3 separate regions of the Mus musculus genome follow, and all the other regions are linked to region 2. Evidence: chromatin loops called from intact Hi-C (ENCODE). Cell type or tissue: heart. All regions are shown on one strand. Links, peaks and the distances in the headings refer to the core of each region. The heading gives the core; the rest is flanking DNA. Region 1 has its middle 11 kb from the start of Spaca7. Region 2 overlaps 4931415C17Rik (RIKEN cDNA 4931415C17 gene). Region 3 has its middle 120 kb from the start of Tex29.

Evidence for each region. Peaks named below come from ENCODE experiments on the same cell type or tissue, not always from the same donor. Only the 100,000 strongest peaks of a DNase experiment are listed, where the experiment ranks them.
Region 1: it touches region 2 in a loop (2.7-fold over the local background); 3 of 42 quality-filtered maps call a loop at or near these places.
Region 3: it touches region 2 in a loop (10-fold over the local background); 27 of 42 quality-filtered maps call a loop at or near these places.

Annotation. Positions count from the first base shown.
Region 1 is chr8:12,558,870-12,565,929 of GRCm38, forward strand. No RefSeq gene overlaps it. Among named protein-coding and RNA genes, the nearest start is that of Spaca7, 11 kb to the right of the region's middle. In heart, for the core only: a CTCF peak has its summit at 2,726 (motif pointing left); no DNase peak of the experiment used is centred there; H3K27me3 peaks cover 4,608 bases.
Region 2 is chr8:12,673,849-12,680,908 of GRCm38, forward strand. 4931415C17Rik (RIKEN cDNA 4931415C17 gene) reads left to right here. Exons shown (of 2, transcript NR_166502.1): 2 at 3,726-5,377. Among named protein-coding and RNA genes, the nearest start is that of 4931415C17Rik, 5.0 kb to the left of the region's middle. In heart, for the core only: a CTCF peak has its summit at 3,911 (motif pointing left); a DNase peak (open chromatin) is centred at 3,893; H3K27me3 peaks cover 3,179 bases.
Region 3 is chr8:11,953,247-11,960,306 of GRCm38, forward strand. No RefSeq gene overlaps it. Among named protein-coding and RNA genes, the nearest start is that of Tex29, 120 kb to the left of the region's middle. In heart, for the core only: a CTCF peak has its summit at 3,944 (motif pointing right); no DNase peak of the experiment used is centred there; H3K27me3 peaks cover 2,905 bases.

The DNA of each region.
Region 1 (7,060 bases), core at 643-5,642, 120 kb before region 2:
AGTTTAAACAGCTCCTAAATTTCTAGCCACACAGAGATTCCCTGTAAATGAAGACAAGTTGGCCCTTTCTTTCTGCAAAATATTATAGAAGCAGTTAATCATTTAGGGAAACCACAGCCGAGCCAAGGAAGGCCACCCATGGCAGTAGTTCTAAAGTAGGAATGGCCCTGCCGCTGTGTGTGTAGACATTGCTTGCCTCCATACGTGGCCTCCTGAGGGAATCTCTCCATCCCTCTGCATGCAGAAATACAGTCTGTGAGTCACTCCTTCAACACAGATAACATGGAGTGCCAGCAACACTCAGCAGGCATGGCCTACACTTGCTTAAATTATCATCTTCTGTATGCCTGTGACCATGCTGGGTATTTGCACGCTGAAATATGCACTGTTGAAATTAATTTTGCCGTTGTATATTGGAGTTAAATTCCCATGTTAATTTTAAGGTGTTTTCATGTATGTTGCCTAGTGATCCAACTGTGAATGACCTGTTTGTAGTGCCTCCATTCAGGACGTGGCTGGTGCGCTAATGACTTTTCTCTTGCTATGATAAAACACCACAGTCAGAGCACCTTATAAAATGAAGGACTTGTTTAGACTTATGGTTCCAGAGGGATAAGAGGCTGACATCATCACGGCAGGAAGTGTGACCGCAGACACATATGATTGGCTGAAACAGTTGGGAGCTCACACCTTGAGCCAAAAGTAGGCTTACACACACACACACACAGAGAGAGAGAGAGGGGGGGGGGAGGGAGAGAGGAAGAGAGAGAGGGAGAGGGAGAGGGAGAGGGAGAGGGAGAGGGAGAGGGAGAGGGAGAGGGAGAGGGAGAGGGAGAGGGAGAGGGAGAGGGAGAGAGAGAGAAGCTTTTGAAACTCCAAAGCCTGCCCCCAGCAAGGCCACACTTCTAAACCTCACAGACAGCACTGTGATGTGGAAACCAAGTATTCAAATGCCCAAGACATCTCATTCAAACATCACATCTGAAAGTTGCGGCTTTGGAGGGAAAGGGCTTGCCCCGTGCCACACTACGGTACTCCAGATCTCTCCAGGAAACCCAGATTTCTGGTGACATATGGCCCAGTAGCCCCTTAGCTGAATCAATGAGACACCTACAACTCCCTCATGCACCAGCTTCCCAGAGTTGTCAAGCTCCTCACTCTGATGCCATCATACAAATAGCAACTACCCAGGGGTTTGACTTTTAGCATAAGGGTCTCAAGGACAGCATTCTTGGGGACAAGGAAGCAGAACCCACCAAGAGCCTTTACCCATCTGCTAGATGCTCCCTCACGGCCTGAGGACAGCTGGCTCTGTGAGAGGGCACCAAGTTTGGTGCTTCATCAAAATACTCATTTCACCCAAAGAACTAAAAGCCTATTTCAGAAATTTATATCAGGAAGGCCTCTGAAAAGCACATCACTCTGCCACTTATGCTGATGTCCCTGTTACACAGGAGCAGAGGGACCCTGCCTATCCACCAGAGCCCAGTGTGCAAAGGCTTAGATTTTGTTTTCAGAAGAGCAAGATCTTCAAATGCTTTCAGATGATTCACATCTGTGGGCAAGAGGACAAATGACAGCAGGGGTGACTCCCCAAGAATACAAATAGGCTTCTTTGTGAGCTCCATGAGCCATGAATGTGTGCCCTGAAGCCTTCCTGGATGGGTTTCAGGACCCTCTAAAGCATTCTGGATTCCTACATCAGCTGAAGAAGCAACTGGCTTCAGCAGAAACCAGGGGCTGGGCTTCCAGAAGAAATAGCATGCAAAAGCCCAACCAGGTAGGACCAGCCCTGGTATAAGACCCATCTCTGCTGGTATCCAGAGTGGAGCCATGGAGGAAAAGGTCCCCAGGTTCTCAGGACCAGGGCTGGCCACTTGCAGTAGTCACCAAAGCCTACTCAAAGAACCAGCCTACAAATCTGAGATCTGTGCCAGGGGCATGGGATGAACGGCCGGGGGGAGGGGGCAGCAAAGCTCCATCTGGAGGTCCCAGGACAAATGGGTAACAGCCTGAGCTCACTGCATGGCCAGAACAGCATTCTCAAGTGGTAGTGACCAGGGGCCCACCCTCTGTGGCTCTGTCTCAGTTCCCTGATGCCAAGGTCTCTCAATGACAACAGGAGGAAGATATTCAGCTCCTCCTTTGAGTTTGGCATCTGTATCGCCACCTCACCTCCAGCCCAGACGACATTCCCTGGGTCACTTGGCAGAACTATGAAGCAGCAAGTGACACTACAGTCATGAACCCTTCCTTACCTCATATTCTTTGAGAGTCTTGTTTCTGGACATCCCCACCATCTAGGGGGTGGACTCACAGTTTTGCCAGACAAGAGAGGTGCCATGGGAAGAGGTCTACATGAAGGTGTAGACCAGAGGTTCTCAACCCGTGTGCCACGGCCCCCTTGGGAGTCACATATCAGATATTTACATTACAACTTATAACAGTAGCAAAATTATGATTATAAAGTAGCAAGGAAAATAATTTTATGTTTGGGGGTCACCACAACATGAGGAATTGTATTGAAGAGTTGTAGCGTTAGGAAGGTTGGGAACCACTGTAGACAATATGAAGAGGGACAGAGAGTGACTACATCAGATCCCCCACTGTTAGGGTGCTGCTGAAGGTAACCAGCATGGAGCCTGGCAGCTATCTATGTTCCCAGAGACTTTGGCTGCAGCTACCAGGCTTTAATCTATTGCCTGAGCAGGGCGCCCTCTGCCGTTCACAGGTAGATGTGGGGTGGGACGCTGAGTGACTTGACATCTGGCCACAGGTCAGCTGTAGGCAAGGTGTCCTCGGAGGCTTCACATTCTTCAGGCCAGCCTTGCACTGGGTGGTGGGGGAAAGGTCACTGAACAGATTTGAGTAGAAGGGAAAGGCCAAGCAGCCAACACCTAATCCTGTGAGGTTCCTGTTAGGGGCAGCTCCCAGCCCTTTCCCTGCTGACGTGTTCTGTGCTCACTGCTCTCCCCTTGGTGTTTGTCCTCAGTGTTTGGTCACGTGGGAACGCGGGAAGGAATTCCTGCTCGACATTCTGAAAACTGTAAGTTCAAGATCAAGGTGTTAGCAGATCCTATGCTCGTCAAGATGGTGTCCTAATCTAGTGGAAGGGCACAGGGCTCTCCAGGGTCACTTTACAGGGGCACTAACCTTATACATGGAGCTCTATCCCAAAGTGCTCATCTGAAACGAATCGCTTTCTGGAGGCCTGACCTCCACTCCCCTGCCGTTGTGAGGATATGAACAGCTCCTCTTCCAGAGCCTCTGCTCTGTTCTTTCTCCATCAGGTTGGACTCCTTCTGCTCCCTTCGTTCTCCATCTCTGGCTGGCTGGCTGGAGACAGTGTGCATAGCAGACCAGAGGGAAAGCATTGCTGGGGACCAGAGGAATAATCCCCAGACCGGGGGCATAGTGTCCAGTTTTTTCAAAGCGAGCACAGCAGTAGACAACTGCTGGACAGCACTCAAGCATGCTTCTGGCGCAAAGGTTCTCAACCTGTGGGTCGTGACCCCTTTAGGGGTCAAATAACTTTTTCATGGGAAAAATCCTGATATGATCCTGCATATCAGATATTTCCATTATAATTCATAAGAGCAGCAGCAAAATTACAAACTACATTATGATTCATAACAGCAACGAAGTTACCATTATGAAGTAGCAATGCAATAATTTTATGGTTGAGGGTCACCATGAGGAATTGTATTAAAAGGGATCACAGCTTTAGGAAGGTTGAGAACCACCAGTTTAGAGGTACTGGGCACCCAGAATAGTGCATCATCATTGTGTGGAATTCACATGGCAGAGAAAAAAACATCTAAAAAGAGCTCAGACAAAACTGTGATGGAATTTCTGTTCACAGAAAAAAAAATTGAAAACTTTCAAATTAAAAGAAGAGCCTTTAAGCCCGTTTGCATTTCAGTGAGTTTATGTCCTTACGTAATTTCTTTCCCTAGGGATAGGATCTTATGACAGAACCACACTGGCCATCAGCGGAGGACTCACACTTCAGGGCTCTTGCCTGTGTTCCACCCGGTTCTAACTCGAAGAATGACGGCACTTGGAAGACCTAAATTAAATTTTTAAATTGCATGCTATTACTCTAGATAAAGGTAGGTGAGGGCATGCAAGCAGAGCTGCCTGGGCCTTTCCACTGTTAGATGAGGACAGCGCACAAGCCCCCATGACCTTGGGTTCCCTGGGGCTTCAGCATCCCAGGTCATGCCCTGCTGTGCCCAGGAGCTAAGAGCGGAGCATGCGCCCCAGGCTCTATGCCCAGGCGCTAAGAGCGGAGCATGCGCCCCAGGCTCTATGCCCAGGCGCTAAGAGCGGAGCATGCGCCCCAGGCTCTATGCCCAGGAGCTAAGAGCGGAGCATGCGCCCCAGGCTCTATGCCCAGGCGCTAAGAGCAGAGCATGAAAAGCCTTGACTCTTGGCCTTGGTCTGTATCCTGCTAAGCTTTGCGCACCAGTGAGATCCTGAAATGAAATTAGCCTGGTATTCTTCATCCCAGGGGGAGTCATACAGCTCTACTGCTCTTGTCCTAATGGCTTCCTCACTGCAAAGTCATCTCCGAGATGAAGAATTAAATCTACTAGTGTAAATCAATGGGAAGGAAATCAGAACCAAAAGGCTGGGTTGTTTTTACAAATCACCCAGTGCAAGGCAGGTTTTCACGGAGTCCCTCGCTCAGCTGGAGACACTGAGCTCCACACGGTGTGGTCAGGCACGCCAATGGATAAAGGAGCCTTCGAGAGCAGAGCTTAGGGGCAAGGTTTATTACAATGTAATTACAGTTTAGTCGGCTCCCCTCCCAGAGTGACTAGATAGCAGAACGAGGAAACAGCCCCACTGAGTGCTCAATTTCAAATGGAGATGCCAGAGTAGTGCCTGTCCCCAGGGCCCCTTGCCACATACTTTTGTGCATGTGGGATTTAAATACCCAGAGCCTTTAGCCCCACAGAGACAGTGAGGCAGCCAAAAGGCAACTGTGGAGGCTTTGAGTTGGGTGCCATAATGTTAGGAGCTAGCCCATATCTGTGAACCAAGCTCAGTAAACCTGTGGCGGTCTGAGGGTCTTGGGTTACCCTCGACTTTCTCGCGACTTCAGACCTGCCCATCCTCCACAAACCCCCTTCCATGCAAAGCCATTTCCTGAGTTAAGCCATCCTTTGGTATCAAGGCTGGTCCATTATGAATTGCTACCTTCCCCCAAAGCATGTAATTTCTCCCTGTTTTTGTGTGTGTTTGTGTGTATGCGTGTATGTGTTTAAATGTGTGTGGGTACGAGTGTACGAGTACATGTGTATATAGAGACCCAAAGCTAATATCAGGCATCTTCTTCAGTTGCTTTCCACTTTATTTATCGAGGTAAGATGTCTCATTGAACCCAGAGTTCACTGACTCCATCTGGTCTACCTCTGCTTATCAAGTGTCCCACCTGGCCAGGATTTACATGGGTGACAGGGATCAGAACTGTAGTCCTCATACTGACAAGACAGTCCTTTATCCACTGAGCAGTATCCCCAGAAAGCATGTGATTTCACAACTATTTCAAGCAAAAGGAGCGGTTTTGATGGTCACCTGAGCCTATGAAGAAGGTCCCCTCTGAGCCAATGCTTTCCAAGGAGCTGTGTACTGTGTCGACATCTATGGTTGGTTCTGTGAACTGCAGAATCGCTGCTGAGTTTGCACTCCAGTCAGCAGGAACCAGGGCAGCTGACCCCTACAAAGCATTCTATTCACCACGAGGTTGAATCAGTTGGCAGAGCAAACTTTCCCAAGCTTCCCTATGGGACATTTGAGGAACCAGAAACAATCTCTGACCTGTAGGGGGAAAGATTCTACCTTTTTCCTGTAACCTTGGAGTTGGGTAAATCACATGAGGAGCAGAAAAGAGCTGGGGAGGGAATATGAAAGAAATGATATGCCAGGCAAAAAAAGAAGGATATGAAATCTACATTTGTGTGTATGTGTGCCTGTGACATGCATGAGTACAGAGTACATATGTGAGTATGTACATATATGTGCAATCATGTGTGCACATGTGTATATGTATTATGAATGTATATGCACATTCGTGCCCATGCATGTGTGAATGTACATGTGTATATATGTACATGTATGCTCATGTGTGTGCATCTGCATGTGTGAATGTACATGTGTATATGTACATGTATGTTCATGTGTGCATATGCACGTGTGAGTGTACATGTGTAAGTATACATGTATGTTCATGTGTATATGTACATGTATGTTCAAGTGTGTGCATGTACATGTATATATGTGTTGTGAATACATGAGCCTGTGTATGTATGAATTCATGTGTCTCTCCAAATCTGTGTATATGACAAACAACTGGCTCTCTGTGATTTGAAATGTAAGATGTTTTGAAAACTGTTCTTTCTCTGGGGTTGGGATCTTTATGCCTTGAGAACTTCAACAACCTTGGCATCCCTCTTAAAATGACTTCAGGAAGAAAGATGCATTATGTGTAAGGTGAAGGTCTATGGGTAACATAAAACTTTAGTCCCAGTTGACATCCCTCAGTCTAAGTTCCCATCTGCTGGCGAGGCTCGGCCTGCAGGAGCACACAGCTCAGCACCCCCTTCGCCCCACGTTTCCAGCACCTTTGTTCTGAGTTTTAAAGAACCCTGACTAATTCACTTTAGCCGAAAGCTAATCCTACACTGTAAGGCTAAGTATAAAACAAGTGACGTTCTCAAAGGGGGTGACAGAAATGAGCAGGGGGGATCGCTGAGTGCTCGTTAGCTGCGTGTTGTCACGTTAACTATGGGGTGTAACACCAATTTTCTCTTCTTTGTCATTTGCCAACACTATCCCCCTCCACAGAGCAGTCTGGCAGGGAGAGGCTCTCGGCAGCTGCTCACCCTCCTCTGCCCTGTGGAGGCCCGGAACTTTGCCTCCGTGGCCATGAGCCCCAGGAAGGGTAGCCACCCCGGACCAGTCACTGCCAGATCTGCCTGTCCAGAAAACTGTTAGGTGTTGGGATAAAGAAAACCCTCTGAGGCTTCTAAGCTAACACTGTGGATTTTTTTTT
Region 2 (7,060 bases), core at 992-5,991:
TGTTTTGTTTTTTGGGTTTTTTGAGACAGGGTTTCTCTGTATAGCCCTGGCTGTCCTGGAACTCACTCTGTAGACCAGGCTGGCCTCGAACTCAGAAATCTGCCTGCCTCTGCCTCCCGAGTGCTGGGATTAAAGGCATGTGCCACCACACCTGGCTGTAACTCTAGTTTTATCTGTTGCCTTCTAACTACCTCAGGCCCCAGGCACACACACGGTGCACTTACATACATGCAGGCAAAACACACATAAAATAAGTGATTAGATCTTTATATATGTGTTGTGAATATATAGAAAGCACTAGCAGCCCTCTTGGCTGGCTGTTTCAGCCCATCTCAAAACCCAGTCAGTTGAGTGGGTCAGTGTTTCCCAGCAGTCAGATTTGGCCCACAGTAAGCAGACTGAATAAGGGACATGTGGTTCAAAGCTATTCCAGAGAAGAAAGACTTGTTGGGAGACTACAAATGTTTCCGTCCACAGTCAGGAGGACTTTCCCAGAATACTCTGTGCTATCGGCACCCTCTTGTTGGTTGGCATGGCTGGGTTCAGCCTCACTGTGGGAGCATCTCTGGATGTTGTGAACCCTTAAATTAGTCAGCTTTCCACTGCTCTGATAAAATACATGAAAGAAATAATTTTAAAAGAGGAGAGATTTGTTTTGACTCATGGTTTCAGCCCAAGGTTGCTCAGCCCAGTTGTTCTGAGTCTGGAACGCAGTACGTGATAGGAGAGAGCTGTTCCCTTCCTGATGCTCAGAAAGCAAAGTAGGAGAGAAGGAGGGGGGCACACCAACAGTGACTGACTTCTTCTACCAGGCTCCACACCCTAACCCCACTAAGCTATTGAACCCCATTGGTGAGTATCTTATTTTCTTCATTGCTATGATGAAATGCCCTGACTGTACCAATGTATGGGGGAAAGAGTTATGTATTTATGTATTTATTTATTTAGACTCAGTTCGATGGTACAGTCCATTGTGATCAGAGGTCCTTGTGGCAGGAACTTGAAGCACCTGGTCACATCAACAGGAAGCAAAAATGTGAATGTCTATGCTCAGTTAGCTTTCTCCTTGATTGCACTGTAGGACTCAAGCCGAGAGAATGGTACCATCCGCTTTGGGGGTGACTCTTCCCACTTTAGCTATCCCAATAAAATACATGATGTATCACAGGCATGCCCAGAGGCTTGTCTCCCAGGTGACTGTCAATCCTGTCAAGATGACAATCAATGTTAATTAACTTCACATCCATTTACTGAATCCTAGCCTTTACACCTGATTCTAAACATTGCTGCATTGGACACCAGGCCTTCAACAAGCGACCTCTGGCAGGACATTTAAGATCTGAACCATGACAGAGGTCTTTGAATAACTAACTTAGAGTCAAGCTTCATTCATCCCACTGAAAACCTGAATAAAAAGAGCACAAAAGGGGGCTGGAGATATGGCTCAGTGGTTAAGAGCACTGACTGCTCTTCCAGAGGTCCTGAGTTCAAATCCCAGCAACCACATGGTGGCTCACAACCATCTGTAATGAGATCTTATGCCCTCTTCTGCTGTGTCTGAAGATAGCTACAGTGTACTTACATATAATAATAAATAAATAAATCTTTTTTTAAAAAAAAAAGAGCAAAAAAGGCTGACCTAAGCAAGATGGCTTTTACAGAGACCATCTACTCAGCAGACTCAGCCCTGTTAGTCCCACATGGTAGAGACAGTACCTTAAAGTCTCATGCACCCCATAAAATGCTGACTGGCAAGAAAACTAGGACCTCAGCAGGACACTAGACTCAAGGGAGACATAAGACTCATTTGACTGTGTTCCTAGCCCACTCAAGGGTCTGTCAATGCAGAATGAAGTCCCTCCAGGCTCTGCCTCAGTCAAGACATGTAAGTTCACATAAGCTGAGCAGACATAGGGAAGACCCGAGAAGCCAGGTATAAAAGTCAGGTGAGAGTATAAGATGAGTGGAAAGAGTAGTCACCCAACACAAGGCAGTTTTCTGGACACAGTTTGAGTCCAGAAAAAAATAAGTGCAAACTTGCAAACATATGGAGAAATAATAGCAGGGGCAGTAGGGGTGGGGGGCTCAGGCCAAAGGCACAGAAATGGGCACTGAGGGCAGAACCATGGGAGAAAGGTACACTTCAGGTAAGCATACCGGTCCTCACATACACAAAGGGCCAACGAGGCAGTGAACACAAGAGCGCAGTGAGGACCCATGGGAGCCTGGCAGGCCGGGTTTGAACCCATGGACTGATGGAGGGAGAGAACCGGCCACATAAAGTTGTCAAGTTGTCGTCTGACCTCCACACACGCCTTGTTGCATGCACACATCTGTACTCTGAGTTCTGACTGGTCAACATAAAAAAAATCAGTGATTTTGAGAAAAGTGGCAGACCTCACCTCGTGCCTCCAGAGATGAACATCTGCAGAGATCATCCAGTACTCTGCATGAGAGATTTCTCTGTCTCTCCCTCCCCCTGCCATCTGCTTATTTAGTCAATAGCTTGTGGGTGTTAGTGTAATAGCTATTTTCTCAAACTATAACTGAACACCCAGGAAGCTTCAGGAAGAATGTATTCCAGCCAGCAGTTTGAGAGTACAGTCCACTACCATGTCAGGGAAAGAGTCAGGGCTGCAGCCAGAGCACAAGGCCATCTGCTCACATTTCAGTCCACCAGGAAACAGGACATGAAGTAGGGCCAACGCACCCAGAGTCCTGTTCTTTCCAGTGAGGCCTCATGTCCCGGTGTTTCCATAGTCTTCCAAGGTAGTACTACCAGCAGCCAGTGTGGAAGCCAGGACTACGGGGAGCAGCCCTGCACTACATGTGCCATTGGTCACTGATTCCCCTTCCCTATCAACAGCACTGGAAAGTGGAGGGAAAGTGCGCAGCTAGGCAAGCTGATTCCTGCATTGCTATAATCCTGCTGTGTGGCTGTCACAGAACTGCGTAAGCACCCTGAAACATAACTAACCGAGCTGTAGTATGGCCACCACCAGAACTGTGGCAGTAAATCTAAGACCTCCTAAACAGCTATGGGAAGTGCATTCTAACAATCTGAACCTCCACTTTTGAATGCATTGCTTCGTGAGGAAAACCTACAGGTGAGACCATTTCTCTCAGCAATATGGAAACATTGGCCTTATCACATTGGACCTGCCTGTAGGGAGTGAAGGCATTGCTGGAGTTCCTGTTACGGCAGAGCTCGGCTTCTTCAATTGGCCAGATTACCATGATCACCACAGTACAGCACAGCACAGCACACCTAATGGGGACTGCGCCACAAAAATAAAACTTAGCAACAGAGTTTAATTCTAAAGCCCGCATTGAAGTCATGATAGACTATAAGATACAGTTGCGCTTCTCATTGTAACACATTAATAAATTAGAAGATTGATTTAAAAAACAAAACAAAAACAAACCCTCACCAGGTAACCTCACGGTGACCCAGAGCTATGGGTGCTGCTCAGAGTTCAAAAAACAAAAACATGTGATCCTCCCAAAGCCCCCTGGGTGCTTCGAGTGAGTGTAAGTTCCCTGTAGCTCTTTTTCGAGCTCCTGTGTCTAGCCTTGCCATGATCAGAACTATTTTTGAAAAGATGTCCTTTACTATAGTTCCTGCAGGGAAACCCCACACTCCGGTTACAACAGGTCCCTACGGGGTGGGCGAGGTGCCAGAAAAAATCTGCCTGTGGTCCAGTCTTCTTTTGTCTCATCTCCAGGCTACACCAGAAGAGAGGGAGACTGGCCTGCGCCTTTTGGAACCTAAGGTGTTGCACCTGGGCGCACCCTACCTGAGGAGGTTCAACTATGCATCATTCTGCCTACTTCATACAGGTGGCTGAGGCTGGAGGCGGATGCTCGGAGCACTGATCCATCCATTAGCTGGCCTGTGCTGCCCTCTGCCGGCCAGTGGGGTTTAACAGCCACCCTAAGCCGAGAGAGACCTGGAATTGGAGCCAGCTGACTGCTTTGAGAGAAAACCTGTTAGGAATGGACTTTTGAGGGCGTTCCCTTTCCTGTGCAAGTGAGTTTTGGTCCTACAGAGGAAGGGTAAAGCTGGGAAAGTGGCTTGTTTTCATAAAGTCTGTGAGGCGCTTCCACTCAGGTGCCGAAAGGGAGATCAGGAGGTAGCAGTGTTCCAAGAAGCCCTCTAACCAACGATTTCCAATCTTCCCACCGGTGGCAAAACTCCCAGAGGGCACAGTTTCAAGATTCAGTTTTTCCACCTTTAAAACGGAGACGAATGTGACCTTGCAGGATTTTGAGAGGGTGAGGATTTCTGTAAAGTGCCAGTGAGGTGTGCAAGCCCTGTCCCTGTGTAAGTGTAGCTGCCAAGCCTCATCAAAGAAGGTTCTCTTTACACCTAACAGAGACCGTCCCAGAAGACAGCTCGATACAATGCAAGATCACCAGATCCCAACAGATACATCTGCATCACAGCTCCTGCATCCACGGCCGAGGGAACTTGGAGGAAGTAGGCGTGGGAAGATTGTAAGAGCCTGTATACCAAGAAGTCTGCCGTGAGCATCTCTCCTGGAAATGGCTGCATAAACTAGACCGAAGCAGTGGCATATCTGATGGACATGTTAACGTGGAAGGGAGAGGTTTTCTTGGGGTTCCACCCCTAGACAAAGACCTACAGGCCACTAGTGGCTGCTGGGAGAGAGAGTTAGCTACTCCCAGAGATGGACCCCTTTATTTGTTGCACAATGCAGAGTGGTCAGCCTTGAAACCATATACAGCAGCAAAAGGAACAGGCTTAGCAGGTTGTATTTACATATAATTGTGAATACACATACATACTAATCTATAGATGTATGTGAAAATAATTTTTAAAGAAGGGTACTTAACTTGAGCACTGGGGCTTGAGAGGGACTGGAGGACAGAGATCTGGCAGGGGCTGGAAGAAAGTGAGGGGAGCGATGTAATTCTATTGTTAAAATGTATTTTTTAAGTGCCTGTGAGGGGCTGGAGACATGGCTCAGCAGTTAAGAATGCTGAATTCTCCTGCAGATGACTAGGTTCAGTTCTGAACACTCGCATGCCAGCTCACAACCATCTATCTGTAACTCCACATCCAGGGATCTGACCCTTCTGACTTCAGTGGCTCCCAGATGCCCAAAGTACACACACATACACATACAAATAGAATCGGTATATAATTAAGAGTGCCTGCAGACACCTAGAAATGGCAGCTGTGAAGAAGGACATGTAATTTTCACTAAATGTCAGGATGAGAAATTTATCAAGATTCTGTTACAGGTTTTCAGGGTCAAAGCCTGGGTGCTGAAAGTCTAAACTTGACTGTTTATGCACAGTATGTTTGTGCTGTGCCCTGTATGTCAATTAAAGATACAAGCAATAATAAAAATCAGAGAACATTTTATTGAGTGTGTCCACATGGGAAAGAGAAGAAAGGGCCCAGTGACACTCAAGTGTACTTCTGGATTCTGACAGGAGGCTTAAACAGGCAGGGGTGTTCCTGACTACACAGTCCTGGCCAAGGTGTGGTCCTGCTCCTCACTGGCCCGGCATTGTCTAAGCTCCAGTCTCTCCGGTAAGGTGCCCTGACAAGCAGGAACTCTGGGAGGTCTCCTTCTGAGAGGCAGGCTCCTCCCCTGGATGCCGCCAAGGCTTTATGCTTTCCTCTCCCCCAGAGGGATCCCTGAGGAAATGTTCTTGAGGTTCATGATTTAAACCATCAGATACTCACAGGAGTAGGCCTAAGTGTTTGTTCAGAACGTTGTCTCTCCTATCAGGATGGTTATAATTCCCTCAGGCTCATCTCATCACACCGTGTTCATTTCAAAACAAAATCTAGGGGACCTGGAGAGATGTTTCAGTGGCTAAGAGCAACTACTGCTTTCCCAGAGGACCCAAGTTAGGTGCCCTGCACCCATGTCAGGCTCACGGCTGCCGGTAACTGCAGATCCAGCACCCTCTCTGGCCTCTAAACACACTTGCACTTAATATACTCATACACCTCACACAGACAGGTAACTTAGGATACAGCAAAAAAAAGTTTAAAGAAAGGAACATCATTTATCAACACATGGATAGCTGTTACACCATTTCCTGTATTAAAAATGGATCAAAGATAACCTAAAATTTAGCCAAGAACCTGCAGGGGTGACCTGACTTTAATAGTGGGCTCAGCGAGGTCTGGCTGGGTGATCGCTCACAGTCTCAGCCAGGAAAGCTAGTCTTGTCCACAAGTCCTGGAGCTTTCAATAGTCACAAATTACAATGACATTGTCTTCGTCAGGATTTCAGTTGCTGTGATGAGACACCATGACCAGAGGAACTTGGAGACGAAAGGGTTAATTCAGCTTACGCTTCCACGTCACAGTCCATCACTGAAGGAAGTCAGGACAGGAGCTCAAATAGGGCAGGAACCAGAGCTGATGCAGTGGCCCTAGGTGGCATGCTGCTTACTGACTTGTTCCCCATGGCTGCCTTAGCCTGCTTTCTTATAGAATCCAGGACCACCAGCCAAGGGATGGCACCACCCACAGTGAGCCAGGCCCTCCCTCATCAATCACCAATTAATAAAATGCATACAGGCTTCCCTACAGTCAGAGCTTATGGAGGAGGCATTTTCTCAACTGAGGCTCCCTCCTCTCCAACGCCTCTAGCTTGTGTCAAGTTGACATAAAACTAGCCAGCACAGCTGCTATCCCATCCACGTCGACCTTGGGTCTTCCATGCTGCACTCTATGCATGGTCCCATGCATGTTCACATTGCATTTTTACTGTTTCGATTGCCAAAGGTGCTGGGGCTTGTCAGGCAAGTGTGTTTTACTTTTTGAGACACAGCCTCACTAACTCGTCTGATCTGCCCTTGAACTCTCTCTCTCTTCCTAGCTCAGTCTCCTGAGTAATCTCAACTCGGCTGATGTACGGAGTACAACCTGCCAGGGCCTGGAACCTAAATCGCCATTGTAGTTAAGGTTCCCTAGAAAAGCATGCTGAGTAGTTTGATGTCAAGTCGACACAAGCTAGAAAGAAGGGAACCCCCACTGAGAAAATGCTTCCATAAGATTCAGCTGTAGGG
Region 3 (7,060 bases), core at 1,404-6,403, 720 kb before region 2:
ACATATACACACACTACACATGCACACCCACTACATATACACTATACACATACTAGACACACACTAAACACATACTACACATACACACTACACATATACTACATACTACATATACACTCATACACATATACATGCACTGCACACACACATATACATGTCACATACACACACTACACATATACTACAAACACTACACATACACATACTACACACACTACACATACACATACTACATACATATCATACATACACTACACACAGCACATATACTATAAGCATATACTACACACACAGTACACATACACACAAACACACATAAAAGAGGGGAAAAGTCTTAAAAAGAAGCATTCCCCTCCAACTTAGGCTGACAACAGCAATAATTTATAGGTGTAAGCATAACTTTAGAAGGTAGTTTGACAGGTACATTACATTCATTTGACAAAACAATATCAGTAGCTTCTCCATTGGGACCTTACACACACACACACACACACACACACACACACACACACACACACTTTTCTAGGCTTATAGTATCAAACATGGGTTCCCTCCTGGAATGGGCTTTAAAAACAATTGGAAAGTAGTTGGTCACACCATTGCTATGCACACCAGGAGGCATGCCTTGCCTGGCATGCAGCTACCAGGATCATTTGCAACAGGTTCCTCCCTTCCACCAGTGTAGTGTTTTCTGTCAGCATGAACACGAGTCAAAGGCTGGGAGCTTTTCAGCTCAGCCCAGCCCCATTTCTCGTCATGCAACCAAAGCATGCATGGTGTCTTCAACAATATAGGCATACTATCTCATACTTCATTGAGTTGATAGCAGTGGCAACCGCCTGTGTTATGAGGTGGCCTGACAGGTATACAACCTGGCTTTGGTACTTAGGTTTTCACTTCAAAATATTATGGCTTCTGAGCATGACTTTTCTGTCCATTCAGGTAGCTTCATTAACTGTGCATGCCCCCCCCCCACATTTATGTGCGTGCAAGTGTGTGTGTGTGTGTGTGTGCATTCATAGATGTGTGCATATGAGTGTGTGCATGTAGAGGTCAGAGGTCAGTATCAGGTATCTTCAATTGTTTTCTGCCTTCTTGGAGGCAGGTCTTTCACAGGACTTGAACCTCCATCATTAGTTAGACTGCTTGCCAGCAAGACTCAAGGGGCCTCCTGCTTCTCCCCAGTGCTGGAATTACAGCATGCTGCAGTACCTGACATTAGTGTGGGTGCAGGGGATAAAACTCAGTTACTCACACCTGTGTGCCAAACACCTTTCCTACCGAGCCATCAATTCTGTTGGTCTCGGTGTGGGCATCGATTATTGTGTGACTTTTCTTGAGAGTCTAGATAGAGAGGCCAAAGAAATAGATCTAGTCAAGCTCAACGTGCTGAGCTAAACCAGTGGCAGCCCTCACAGGGCTACTTCAGGAGCATGCGTAAATTACCTAAAGGTGACTGCATCACCAAAAGGCCCATCCCAGTCCTAAGATACAGCCTTGGTCTGAAGCTCATGGAGTTCACTTCCCAGTGAACCCTCTGCAGAGAGAAAGAGAGGCCCATGGCTTCCTGGAAAGAGACTCTTGGGTAGAGAAGGACCCAGGGCCCTTGTGGGGGAAGGACGCACGGCTGATAGGTCCAGTGTCAGGATGGACCCAGGCCTCAAGAGAAGCCAGGAAAATAGTGATGGGAAATATGAAAGGGCGAGGTGGGCATGTTCTCTCAGAGCAACCTGCGTGGAGAGCTGGTATTGATGTGTTTATAAAAAGAGAAAGAGAAAAGGGGGGATATGTTCTATGGAGGTATGGGGGAAGGGGGTGCCTCAGTGGGCCCATGCCAAGGCGTCCCTTCCCCCTGAGGGACCGGCCACATGGTAGTATAGTATAGAATAGAGTTTATTCAGGGTATGGGGAGGGAAGTAGAGGCAGAGAAAGGCAGAGAAGGAGAGAGTAGAGAAGTAGAGGCTGGCCATGAGCACATGGGGAGAGACGGGGTGGGGGGGTGGCGGGGGAAAAGGAATGGGGAAGTGACAAGGGGACAGAGTGGGAGCAATAAGGGAAGAACAAGAGGGCAGGAGAGATAGGAGGGGGCAAGCAGCCCCCTTTATAGTGGGTCAGGCCCAGACTGTTGCCAGGTAACTGTGGGATGGAGCTTAGACAGAATGCTAACAGGTATTCCTTGTAAACGCAGTTGTTGATGTCCACATCTGTGCTGTGAATACCAAGTGGGCTGGTCATAGTAGCAGCCCTGTGTAGGGCAGAGACAGGCCCAAGCAGCCAGCCCCACCATCTTTCTACAGGACCCAGATCTGAGCAGGCAGCTCCATGGCCTTAGGACGTATCTTAGCAGGCAGCTGGCACCGCTAAGGACTCAGAGTAGGGAGGGTGGAGCCAGGCTTGATCAGAGCCCTCCAGCTGACCAGAGGTGCCTTGGGATTTTCTTCATCTACTTTAGAAGTCTGGGAATCCAAAGATAAATTCCAAATGTTGAATCCCAGTGGAATCAGGGTGATACCATGGGAGGGATATGGTGGGGTTCTCTGCATGTAGCTGTGATGGGGGCTGGAGATGAGTTGAGTCGACAGTTCTTTCTTCCATGGCCCCTTTCTCATGTGTGTTCTAATGTAAATGTCACAGCATTATTGTAAACCACCCAGAAAGGCTTTACATGCGAGCAAGTGACCACAGTAGTCATGCCATGAGCACCCACCCCTGTGGTCTGACTTAAGTGCATGAGTGGAGGTAGGGACAGCTATATCCAGGCTGTTTGCTCTTTGGGTCACCTGTTTATTAACATATCTTTCATAGTGGATTGGAATGTGTTGTCCTTTAGTCTGAGAGTATCAATCACGGCTGGGCTACTGGTCATGGGAACTTCTTTCACTGTAACATGGTGCCAGTATAGACATAGGTGTGTGCGCTGCACCCTCTCAGGATTCCACCAAATGCCTGACTACATGTTCCCATGATGCTCGGCATGGCTGGTGGGACATCCTGTCCATCCTGTCCATCCTGTCCCGGTGTGAGCCTTTCCCCATCAGCTCAGCTCCCTCCTGCCTTGTGAGGGGCAGAGGCCCCGGGGAATCCCTACTCCAGATAAGTTTCTCAAAGGCTTCTGTTGCTATGGGAACGCTACTGCTGGCCGCCAGGGTGCTGGGTCTGAGACCTGATCCACAGGGTGTTGTTCACAGGGGATAGGACGTGGTTAGTTCTGTCTGCTCACTAGAGGAGGGGGCAGTGGTGGACTCTAGGGCTCTGGTGGGCCTGTATGTCCGTCCCTGTCAGGTCCTGAACGTCCCCCCTCCTCCCTGTCACTCAGAGCCACAGTCTGTGGTGTGGACATATTAAATCTAGAACCGATCTTTCTGCTTTAGCTGGAAATTGTGAACACTTTTTAAAAAAGATTAAATTTCTGGCTAGCATACAAAGAAATGGGCTTCCTTGCTATGGCCTCATGGAGAACCATTTTCTGCTTTGCTTTTATGTATCCACCCCTCTCCTGGGCCTCTTCTCTCCCTCCTTCTGATCTCCTTCCCCAGTCTGCAGCCACATCACGTCTTCATTTAGCATCCCTGTTTCTCTCCCCTCCCTTAAGATCTCTTTCTCTACTTTTGGAGTCCCTTTTCTACATTCATGTCAATTTATCTCTCTGCCTACCTATCATCCATCTATCCATCTATCCATCCATCCATCCATCCATCCATATATCCATCTATCCATATATCCATATATCCATCCATCCATCCATCCATCCATTCATATATCCATTCATATATCCATCCATTCATATATCCATCCATTCATATATCCATCCATAAATCCATCCATAAATCCATCCATAAATCCATCCATCCATCCATCCATCCATCCTACCTACCTACCTACCTATCTAAACAGGTATACATTTAAATCAATTTTTTACAGAGTGAAGTTTCTCGTCTGGCCACCAGATGTCAGCATAATTCCTCTTAAAATAAATGTGCAGCAGGGCCAGTTGATAGTGAGCAGTGATGGCTGGAGCTTGGTCTCTTAGGAAGCAGGAAGGGGACTGGGCTCATGCGCACCCTGTCCCTAGGTTCTGGAAAGCTCCAAAGGGTCCTCAAGTCACCTGTCTTGCAATTATGCCAAGCTCTGGGCACTTGTCATGCTGGCACTGAGCAGAAGCAACTGTGAGGGTGAAGAGTCTGACGCAGGAGCCCCTCCCTCTAATGCAGGAGCCCCTCCCCTGCTTCTCCCAATGTACATCTTCCTCACTGCCCTCTGTCACTTGCTTCCATAAATACTAGGAGCCCCTCCCCCAACTCCTACCACATCTGCCACAGCTTGGTTCACCTTGTCCACTTTAAGCTAGAGACAGGGATAATGGACTGTGGGAATGGGCATGGGGTCCCGTACAGAGTGGGAATGCCTGGACTGGAGTGAGAGAGGCAGATAGGCCTCACAGGCAATCCCCACATTCCTGATCTGTCATGATGTCTGGTTCTAGATTGTTCTTTATTGCTCGCAGCAAGTTTTCAAACAGCGTAACCGGAAGCACATGAGTCCGCTGACTTCAACAGTATTGTATAAGTACCCACAAGACTGACCTAGTCCTCGACCGCTAGCAATGGTGGGCTGTGCTGTCCCAGCCCCGAGGTGGGGAGGGAAGCGGGATGACTAAATGGCCAGAGTTTACAGCAATCACAACTGGCTCCAAACTCTGACCTGCTGGCTATCAGTCACCCTAGAAAGTTTGTCAGCCATTCCTTTACGCCTCTCTAAAGCAGCCGTGGTAGTGGGTCTGAGCACAGTCATAACCTGAAGGAGGGGTGTGTAGGAGAGAAAGTCCAAGCAGGGGTGAAGCTGGTCATGCTGCAGCTGCCAGCCACTGGCCTGGCTGCTCTGAGGATGCCCAGGGGCTCTACATACAAATCTCCTGAATAGAAACTGGTTATTGGAGTACTCATATAGCAATAAAAAACAGACTTGCCCAGCAGTGAGCTGGCTCTGAACTTGAGGTCTCAGGGGCTGTAGAAGGGAGCTGGGTCACAGTGCATATTCTGGGAACACCCCACCCTCGGGCCCAGGTCCTACCCGAGGTGTCTGCCTTTGGGGGATGGACAGCCTTGCAGGGTCTGTGCTCATGCAAGATGATGGAGTCCCCAGTGGCCGAGTCCTCCTGGGCTGGCCATCTGCCCTGGGCTCTCTACAGCCCCTGGCTACCTGCAGCAATGGGAGTGAGCACAGAGAAACCTGCCTCCTCCTCTCCTGGAGCAGTGAACCGATCTCTCTGATATGAATGCCAAATCAAACCCTGAAATAGCACCTAAGCCGAGGATGAGGTATTTTAGGAATAATATAATCACACCAAAAAAAAAAAAAAATCCAAATGCATTTTCTCTCTTGCCTCTCTCCTTAGCTTCACCGTTTCAGACTCACAGAGTGTTTTGGGTTTGTTTTGATTTACTTTTTTTTTTTTTTTTGTTCTGGTTTTGAGGAAAGGAAATTTTTACATTAAAATCTCTGGCAGTGTCTTCTCTCCTCCTTTGGTGACAATGAGGCGCTGTTCTCTGGGAAGAGAGAGCTTTGTCCTTCGAGCTCCTGCAGCTTTGTCCTTGCAGCTGAGCTGCAAGAAGCCATTAGACCTTCCTGTTTCTAGTCTGGGCTAAGCTGGGTAGGACAGGGAGTCCTGCGGGGTGACTGTGAGCAGTGGTATTAGGATAGCTGCCCCTGGCCAGGGTCCCTGGGTTGTGTGGTTAACAGGAACCAGGTCACCTTAGAAAGGGGATTTGTGGGACAAAGCCAGAGCCAGTCTGTCCTAGTGACCCTAGAGTGGGTAAGGCCCCGGGCAGTGTAGGTAAGATGTGCGGAACAAGCAGGGTAGATGCATCTCTTCCCTCTGAAAAGGTGAAGCTTCTGGAACCTTCTCTCAGGTCTTAACCATGTTCTTTGCAGTTCCACAGGAACATGCATGTCCCTCAGGCTGGTTTTCCCTCTGGGGTGTTGGATGTTTGTATGCTGACATCTCAGAATTTTATGGAAAGGCTGACTTTAGGCACAGGTAACAAAATAACACAACAACAACAACAACAACAACAACAAAACCAAGACCTCAAGCACTTCATTTTCTGGAGACCCATGGGAACATGATGAATAATCTTCATTATTGAAAATTCAATGTTGTACATAAATAAAACCATAGGGGTAAAAAAGTTATTCCTTCCTGGGAGACCTGGTTTTGGCAGCCTCTTGGGGAATGTTCTCTGTGCATCTCCAGAAATATTAAATTTGTAAACATTTAAAAAAAATACAGTGTGAAGAACTAAATGAACTCAACATACAGTCATTTTGTTTTCATAATCACTAAATGGGAAGTGGATGGAGATGGTTTCCTGTTGAAGGACTACACTTCCCAGCTTCCCTTGCTCACTATGGCGGTCATACACTTCCCAGCTTCCCTTGCGGACAATGGAGGCCATTTTTGTCCTTTTCTGCTCCTATGAGGTTGCGTTTCATCTCCACCCCCCCCCCCCTTAGGTGTTTTGGTAACTGTGGGTGACAAAATGCTCCCCAGCTGTGAATAAACGTGGTCCTACCTAAAGTCAGACCATGCCTCTCTTTATGATTTGCTTTTTAAAATAGTCTAACATATTATGGTGCAGAAACCTGGGATGTGAAAGCTAAGGCTATTAGTGAGGCAAGACCCCCATGGACCAATCTCCCTGGCTCTCACATGCTGTCTGGCCCAGTAGGGCCACCATTTCTCTCAGCCTTTTCTTCTCACTCTCTGTCTCTGCCCTTTCTCCCTCACTGAACTGCCCTTATACAGTCTGATCTAGGTGAGAAGCCCTGCTGTGTTCATCCACCATTCTTCTTCGTGCAACATAGCAAAATGCTGGGGCAGGGTATTCTGTTGGACCTGAAACGGAGGTGCTCTGGTTAGGTTCAGAGTTCACTGGAGCTTAGGTCACTGGGATTTTCCTAAGACCCACTTACTTGGTTGAAGGCGTTGGAGACGTCACTAGCTGTGAGATTACTCATTCCGCTGAAAGCCCTGACAGCCTTCTACCGACCCAGGATTGTA